2 separate regions of the Homo sapiens genome follow, and region 1 is linked to region 2. The links are chromatin contacts, found by Hi-C or POLR2A ChIA-PET in ENCODE. All regions are on one chromosome and are shown on one strand. The core of a region is the stretch at or near the end of the contact, and the rest is flanking DNA. Distances in the headings are between cores, read along the strand shown.

Region 1 (3,703 bases), core at 661-3,160, 68 kb after region 2:
TCTTCCCAGAGAAGGACAAGTAAGTGCATCATGCCATCTTGGCTGGGGTGGGAGGGAGCATCCTATATATTGTATACCAGGCAGCCCGTATGCCTTGCCAGATTTCAGCAAGATAAGATGTCTAGGTCCTACTCATGCTTGTATTGAATGAGAATTTGGAGGTTCTCATTCAGTTCACAAGGGTAATCAGTTTAATTTCTATCATACAGGCTGGGCGCTGTGGCTCACACTTGTAATCCCAGCACTTTGGGAGACTGGGCTTGGCAGATCACCTGAGGTTAGGAGTTCGAGCCCAGCCTGACCAATATGGAGAAACCCCCATCTCTACTAAAAATACAAAAAATTAGCCGGGCATGGTGGTGCATGCTTGTAATCCCAACTACTCGGGAGGCTGAGGCAGGAGAATCGCTTGAACCTGGGAGCCGGAGGTTGCAGTGAGCCGAGATCGCGCCATTGTACTTCAGCCTGGGCAACAAGAGTGAAACTCCGTCTCAAAAAAAAAAAAAAAAAAAAATTCTACCTTACAATTTTCCTTGGTATAAGGAAAATTCATCCTCTAAGTGAATATCTAGGATCAGTGTCCTTCCTGAAATAAATACTCACAGTGTATTGTCCCTAGAGATCAAAGTCAGGATTGACTGGTCCACAAAACACAAGGATACTTCTCAGAAAAACAAGAAAGAATAATCACATTAAACCACTAGGCTCTTTAATTGCAATGAATCTTATATTCTCAGGGCAGGAAAAAGGCTCCTTAGCCAATGAGCAGAAAATAGACGACAAAAAAATGTAAATGTTACCCAAAGTTTAAAAGCTAAATTGGGAAGATGAGACTAGATTTAAGAAGGATAATTCTAATGGAGTATAGGTTTCAGCATGACAAAAGAAAACTCAGAGGATAGAAGGGGAATGTAACCACAAAAGTTGACATTAATTTTTAAATTGAATATATTACTTATAAATTATTAATCCAAGGCCAAAGATGTCTGGAGTGCGATGCTGAAAGTGCCCACAATGCTTTTGTTAGAACCTCTACCTCTTCATCCTCCTCTCCGCCCACCATAGCCTCAGTGCAGACAGATTCACCCCTAAAAGCCAGATCTGATCTGATGGCTCATCAACTCAGAAACTCTCCTTGGCTATCATCTATAGAAAGTAGTCCAATTCCTCACCTCAGCTGTCAATGCCCGCAGGCTGTTTCCCAGCACATCTCCCTCCACCCGCACCAATATATACTACGGTCCAGCCCCCTTCCCTATAGGAATTATCACAGAAACCCTGTGCTTCTGCTTTCTCATCCCTGAAGTGCTGCTCCTCCTGTGCACTGTCCCCATTTATGGAAAATTATATACTCAAGCATCTAGAACCAATGCTCCCTTCTGCTCCTATAGGCCTCATGAGGCTTCTTATCGTTTTGCTGTAAGATTTTTATGATTCTCTCCTCTGCTATACCATATGCACTTTGAATGCAGGAATTGTGCCACACATCTTCACAACTGTTACCCCCCACGGTACCTAGCACATAGCAATCCCTCCAGAAATGCTCTCAAGAAGCTAAATGGAAACAATATTCTGGAGAAGTTGGAAAATTAAATAGGATTGACTTTCAAACTGTAAATTTGCTTGGTCCTCAGTAAAGATTCCAAAGCTGTTTCCCACCCCTCAGTCAGCCTAAGTGAAGGTGAAAGCTCGGAGGATTAACACAAGTTATTTTCACTGTTGGAAGACATTTCTGAAATCTACTGATCTGGAATGTTAATCACCTCTTACCATCCAACTCATTAACACAAATGCTTTGAAAGAAAATAAATAAACTACACTAAAACCAGTCTTTTTTTTTTTTTTTTTGGTCACATTTCAAAGCTGCCTCTCACCACAGTTCACATTCTCACACAAGTTCAAAGAAAACAGGAAGTGCCCTAGAAACACTGAGAACCCTCTTTCTTTGTGTCCTCTGGGGTAGTCCACTAGCCACTTAAAGCCCCAAAAGTAGTTCTTTGGCTTTTTTCTCTAATCAAAAGAAGAAAAGAGCTAATAAGAGATATTTCCCTTTGTTGGTTTGTTATCCTTGACAATCTTTCCCACTAAAACGTTTGTTACCTTGAATTTAGCCTTTTATTTCATTATTGGAATGAAAAGCTTCCTCTGTTTGTTTTAAGCATAAATATGGAAAAACTACTCACAGAGGCAAGGAAGACTGCTTGAAATGACACTAAGCCTCCTTAACAGCTTTCAGCCTTTCAGAGTGGCTAGGAAACAAGCACTGCCCTCTCCCCGTCTGGGGACCGATTAGGATAAGACTCTTCCACCCCAGGCCCCAGCTAGCGGTGGTGGTTAAGAACAGGACCATTACAGGACCCAAAGAGGCCACTCTGCATGAGCCTGGAGAGTAAAACCCCGGTTGAGAACAACTGCCTTAACCATATTCATTCAGTCAGTCAACGTATGGAACCACAATTTTAGCCTTCCTCAAGACTGTTTTCAGCATGTTTCTCATTACTTTGTACGGTATTTAACTGCTTTTCTGGTACCGTAACTTTGTGTATTATTTTAAAACTCATTATCTTCATTTTCCATATAATCTTCCCACATGCATTTTCTGGATACAAAGCTCCGGAAACACATCTTCTTCTGTTACTGCAATAATCCTTTTTTTTTTTTTTTTGAGACGGAGTCTTGCCCTGTCGCCCAGGCTGGAGTGCAATGGCACGATCTCGGCTCACTGCAAGCTCTGCCTCCTGGGTTCATGCCATTCTCCTGCCTCAGCCTCCTGAGTAGCTGGGACTACAGGCGCCTGCCACCACGTCCGGCTAATTTTTTGTATTTTTGGTAGAGACGGGGTTTCACCGTGTTAGCCAGGATGGTCTCGATCTCCTGACCTCATGATCCGCCTGCCTCGGCCTCCCAAAGTGCTGGGATTACAGGCGTGAGCCACTGTGCCTGGCTTATGTTACTGCAATAATCCTTAAGCAGAAGGCTGTACTACACATTATCTAGAAAACTTATACAAATTTGAAGAAGATGACTCTATAATGATCACCTTATTTCTTAAGATGCTGTCCACACATACACACACACATTCCTCCACGCATTCCTCCAAACCCATGGGGAATAAGATGCCGGGGTTACACGCAGCCTCAGGAGAAACAAATTTCCCGAGCATCCATTTTGCTTAAAGATTTAGGGAGTTAAGAACAATAAAACAACATTTTTATATTAAACCCAGCAATGAACAATTTGAAATAAAATGATTTTTGGCATGAATTTTAAAATGAGACATCAACAAAATTGTGTTTTGCAATGGGCCACATTAGGCCATGGTCCCAGGCAGGCCAGTGCTTCAGCAAAGTTGAGATCTAGTTGAACACAGCATTTCACCAAATTAAAATGGCAAGAGCGTTGAGAGAACATGTGATCCAAACTGCACCTGAGAAGCAGGTGTGCTGTTTTTTTTTTTTTTTTTTTTGAGATGGAGTCTTGCTCTGTCGCCCAGGCTGGAGTGCAGTGGCACGATCTTGGCTCACTGCAACCTCTGCCTCCTGGTTCAAGCGATTCTCCTGCCTCAGCCTCAGCTGGGACTACAAGGCATGCGCTCCCACGCCTGGCTAATTTTTGTATTTTTAGTAGAGATGGGGTTTCACCTTGTTGGCCAGGCTGGTCTCGAACTCCTGACCTCAGGTGATCCACCCACCTCAGCCTCCCA
Region 2 (3,596 bases), core at 452-2,951:
GCGGGAGGATCAGCTTGAGCCGGGAGGAGGAGGTTGCGGTGAGCTGAGATAGCACCACTGCACTCCAGCCTGAGCGACAGGGTAAGACCCTGTCTCAAAATAAATATAATACAGGCCAGGCACTGTGGCTCACGCCTGTAATCCCAGCACTTTGGGAGGCTGAGGCAGGCAGATCACGAGGTCAGGAGATCGAGACCATCCTGGCTAACACGGTGAAACCCCATCTCTACTGAAAATGCAAAAAATTAGCCAGGCGTGGTGGCACGTGCCTGTAGTCCCAGCTACTCGGGAGGCTGAGGCAGGAGAATTGCTTGAACCCAGGAGGCTGAGGTTGCAGGGAGCCGATATGGTGCCACTGCACTCCAGCCTGGGTGACAGAGCGAGACTCCGTCTCAAAATAAATATAATATAATATAATATAATATAATATAATATAATATAATATAATATAATATATAAAATTGGCCAGGCGTGGTGACACACATTTGTTGTCCTTGCCACTTGGGAGACCGAGGTGGGAGGATCACTGGAGCCCAAGAGTTCAGGGCTGAAGTGAACCATGATGCCGCCACTGCACTCCAGCCTGGGTGACAGAGTGACATCCTGTCTCTCAAAAATAAAAAATGTATATATTTTACAAAAATGTAAGTAAATACAAAGTCCCAGAAGGACGCAGGTGGTACCTAGGTGGCCAGATGCTTCAGGACTTTTCTACTCCAGGATGGATAGATGGGCCAAGTAAGAAGCAGGACCCAGATCACAGCAAGGAGCAAAATTTATGGGACGCTAAAAATGTCGCCAATCAAGATTAATTAATATTAATCTAACAATATTTAAGATAACTAACATTTAAGGCAATTTTAATACGCTTATTAATATTTAAAGCTATTTTAAAAATATCCGCAAACGAGGGCCCAAGGGCTGGCGCCTGATTTTGTAAATAAAGTTTCACTGGACGTTCCAGCAAGCATCTGTCTACTCAATAACCAGACTCCAGCATCCGCAATACCAAATGGCACCGTGTGTGTCCGTCGCTAGAAGCCACTTCCTCCACCCAAGTTAAAAAAAAAAAAAAAGGCCCCAAATAAGCTGAGAGACGAAGAAAAGATCGTTTCTCCGCAGGCTGCCAGGGGTTTCAGAGACGCTGAAGAGCAGGGACAGAAAGAAGTCTGCGGTGGCCCCCACCGGCCCTCGGCACCCACATTCTATCCGGCTAACCAGCTCCTGCCGCTTTAAATCCGGGAGGCTCGGTGGCGCAGGGCAAGCAGTTGCCCGGGGAGACCAACGCACAACAGAGGCTCGCGCTCGCGAGAGCCGACCGGGGCCGCGGCCAAAGAGCTGGCTGTAATCCCGCCTCCCGCCAGCCATGGCCCACTTGCGCTCGCCTAGCGGCTTCGGAGACCCGGGGAAGAAGGACCAGAAGGAGTCAGAGGAGGAGTTAGAGGAGGAGGAGGAGGAGGAAGAGGTGGAGGAGGAGGAGGAAGAGGTGGAGGAGGAGGAGGAAGAGGTGGAGGAGGAGGAGGAGGAGGTGGTGGAGGAGGAGTTGGTGGGGGAAGAGCAGGAGTTGGAGGCCCCTGAGACGTTCAGCGAAGAGTACCTCTGGAAGGTCACGGACATCGGTGACTACGACGACGACTTCCCAGACGTGCGCCCCCGCTTAGCCAGCATCGTCAGCCCTAGCCTGACCTCTACGTTCGTGCCCAGCCAGAGCGCGACCAGCACTGAAACGCCGAGCGCAAGCCCACCCTCCAGCACCTCCTCGCATAAAAGTACCGCCCCCGACCCACCCCTTCCTCGAGGGTTTCTCGTCTCCAGGGGGCACCTGGTCCACCCACTCCTGGGTGGTGCCTTCGTCGACCTGCGCGTCGTGCCTGATTTCTAAATGCATGCACCATTCCACACACCTAATCTCTCTCACGCCCTTGTCAGAGACACTGAACCCTTGGCTGAGCTGTTGTGATGAGGCACGATTTAGGATATAGGCGAAACACCATAAAAGTTGAACTTGGGCATGGCTGTATGAAGTGCTTTTTTTTTTTTAGACAAGAGTCTCGCTCTGTCGCCCAGGCTGGAGTGCAGTGGCTGCAGCCTCGACCTCCTGGGCTCAAGCCTCCCACCGCAGCCTCTCGAGTAACTGGAACTACAGGCACACGCCACCACACCCAGCTAATCTGGCGTCTCACTATGTTGCCCAGGCTGCTGGGAGTGCTCATTTTTATAACATTTTTGCGTGCATTCACACCGTGACATCTCTCTCTCTCTCTCTCTCTGTTCCCCCTCCCCTCCCTCTTCCTCCCCTCCCTCTCCCCTCCCCCTCTCTTTCTCTCTCCCTCTCTCTCTCTCTCACAGACACACACACACACACACACACACACTCATATTATTTCCAGAGAAGTGCCTTAAGGGTGCTGTACTACTGAAACAGTCCTGCAAAAAAAAAAAACAACTCTCTTTTGTGTTTAACATCCTGTGCTGAAGCCACTCCAGTCACTTCCTTGAAAAAAGAAGCAGAGAAGTCTTCTAGAGTAGGCTTCTCAAGCTCTAGTGTTGACATTTTGGTCTGGATAATTCTTTGTTGGGGAGGATTGGGGACTGTCCTGTGAATTACAGGATATTTGGCAGCATCCCTGTCCTCTACCCGTGGCTGTGCTAGAAGCACACATCCTTGCGATGATCAAAAATGTCTCCAGGCCGGGCGCGGTGGCTCACGCCTGTGATCCCAGCACTTTGGGAGGCCTAGGCGGGCAGATCACGAGGTCGGGAGATCGAGACCATTCTGGCTAACATGGTGAAACCCCGTCTCTACTAAAAATACAAAAAATTAGCCGGGCGTGGCGGCGTGCGCCTGTAGTCCCAGCTACTTGGGAGGCTGAGGCAGGAGAATAGCGTGAACCCGGGAGGTGGAGCTTGCAGTGAGCCAAGATCGCGCCATTGCACTCCAGCCTAGGCGACAGAGCGAGACTCCGTCTCAAAAAAAAAAAAAAAAAAAAAAAAGTCTCCAGACATTGCCATGTGTTCCTGGGGGGGGTAGAATTGACCTTTTGATTTAGAGGGAATAGCTGATTTTTAAATGTTTCATTCAACAGGTTTCCCTAAAATATTTCAGACATTTAGGAAAGACATGTCTGAAATGAGTATAGATAGGTAAGAAAATGTTTTCAAATTTCACATTTTTTGAACCCAATAATGTTTACCTTTTGGATAAACATGTTAGGAAGTAGAGTAAAATAATCCAGGGCATTTGTGACTTACTTATTTTAAAAAGTTTTTTTTAAATATACACTGGTAGACACTTTGAAAGAGATAAAGGTTCCCACTTATCCCCAGCTTATTACCTAGCTCTAGAGATTACATGTCCACTTATCAATGTAACATGAAAGAATAACTATATATGCCATGTGTGCAATTGTAAGTGCTTGAGAATTTTGAATATAGCTTTTATTGGCTAAATGCAAGAGTGACCAGGGACGCCTTTTGTGGAAGAGAGTGGAAATAATAGCTTTTCCTTTTTCCTCTCTCTCTCTTCTTTTTCTTGTTATTGCTATTAGCCTTCAGGCACTTTAACTATAGTAAGAAGATACCAGTGAAATGCCTTC

Evidence for each region. Hi-C counts contacts between places; a loop is a spot of excess contacts on that map. ChIA-PET counts read pairs that join two places held with the same protein, here RNA polymerase II (POLR2A). Pooled maps may share reads with other maps.
Region 1: a map of natural killer cell shows a loop between it and region 2 (4-fold over the local background). The contact joins the enhancer-like site here to the promoter of ERICH6-AS1 in region 2. A Hi-C loop is called at or near these places in 4 of 168 maps with a recorded cell type or tissue (CD4-positive, alpha-beta memory T cell, CD8-positive, alpha-beta T cell, adrenal gland and 1 more), 5 of 37 single-sample maps with no recorded cell type and 12 of 50 pooled maps. POLR2A ChIA-PET finds 5 or more read pairs at or near these places in 17 of 52 experiments (AG04450, B cell, CD4-positive, alpha-beta T cell and 14 more).

What each region holds. Positions count from the first base shown.
Region 1 is chr3:150,633,883-150,637,585 of GRCh38, reverse strand. No RefSeq gene overlaps it. Among named protein-coding and RNA genes, the nearest start is that of SELENOT, 32 kb to the right of the region's middle. RefSeq lists a silencer at 2,170-2,464. Within about 2 kb of position 1,910, at least 3 of the 41 ENCODE cell types and tissues checked have a DNase peak (open chromatin) inside an H3K27ac peak, as active enhancers do; they include CD4-positive, alpha-beta T cell, CD8-positive, alpha-beta T cell and natural killer cell, where a contact is called at or near this core.
Region 2 is chr3:150,701,669-150,705,264 of GRCh38, reverse strand. ERICH6-AS1 (ERICH6 antisense RNA 1) reads right to left here and starts at 1,701. Exons shown (of 3, transcript NR_121675.1): 1 at 1,598-1,701. ERICH6 (glutamate rich 6) reads left to right here and starts at 1,345. Exons shown (of 14, transcript NM_152394.5): 1 at 1,345-1,769; 2 at 3,087-3,144. The coding sequence starts at 1,367. RefSeq lists enhancers at 1,150-1,239, 1,390-1,469.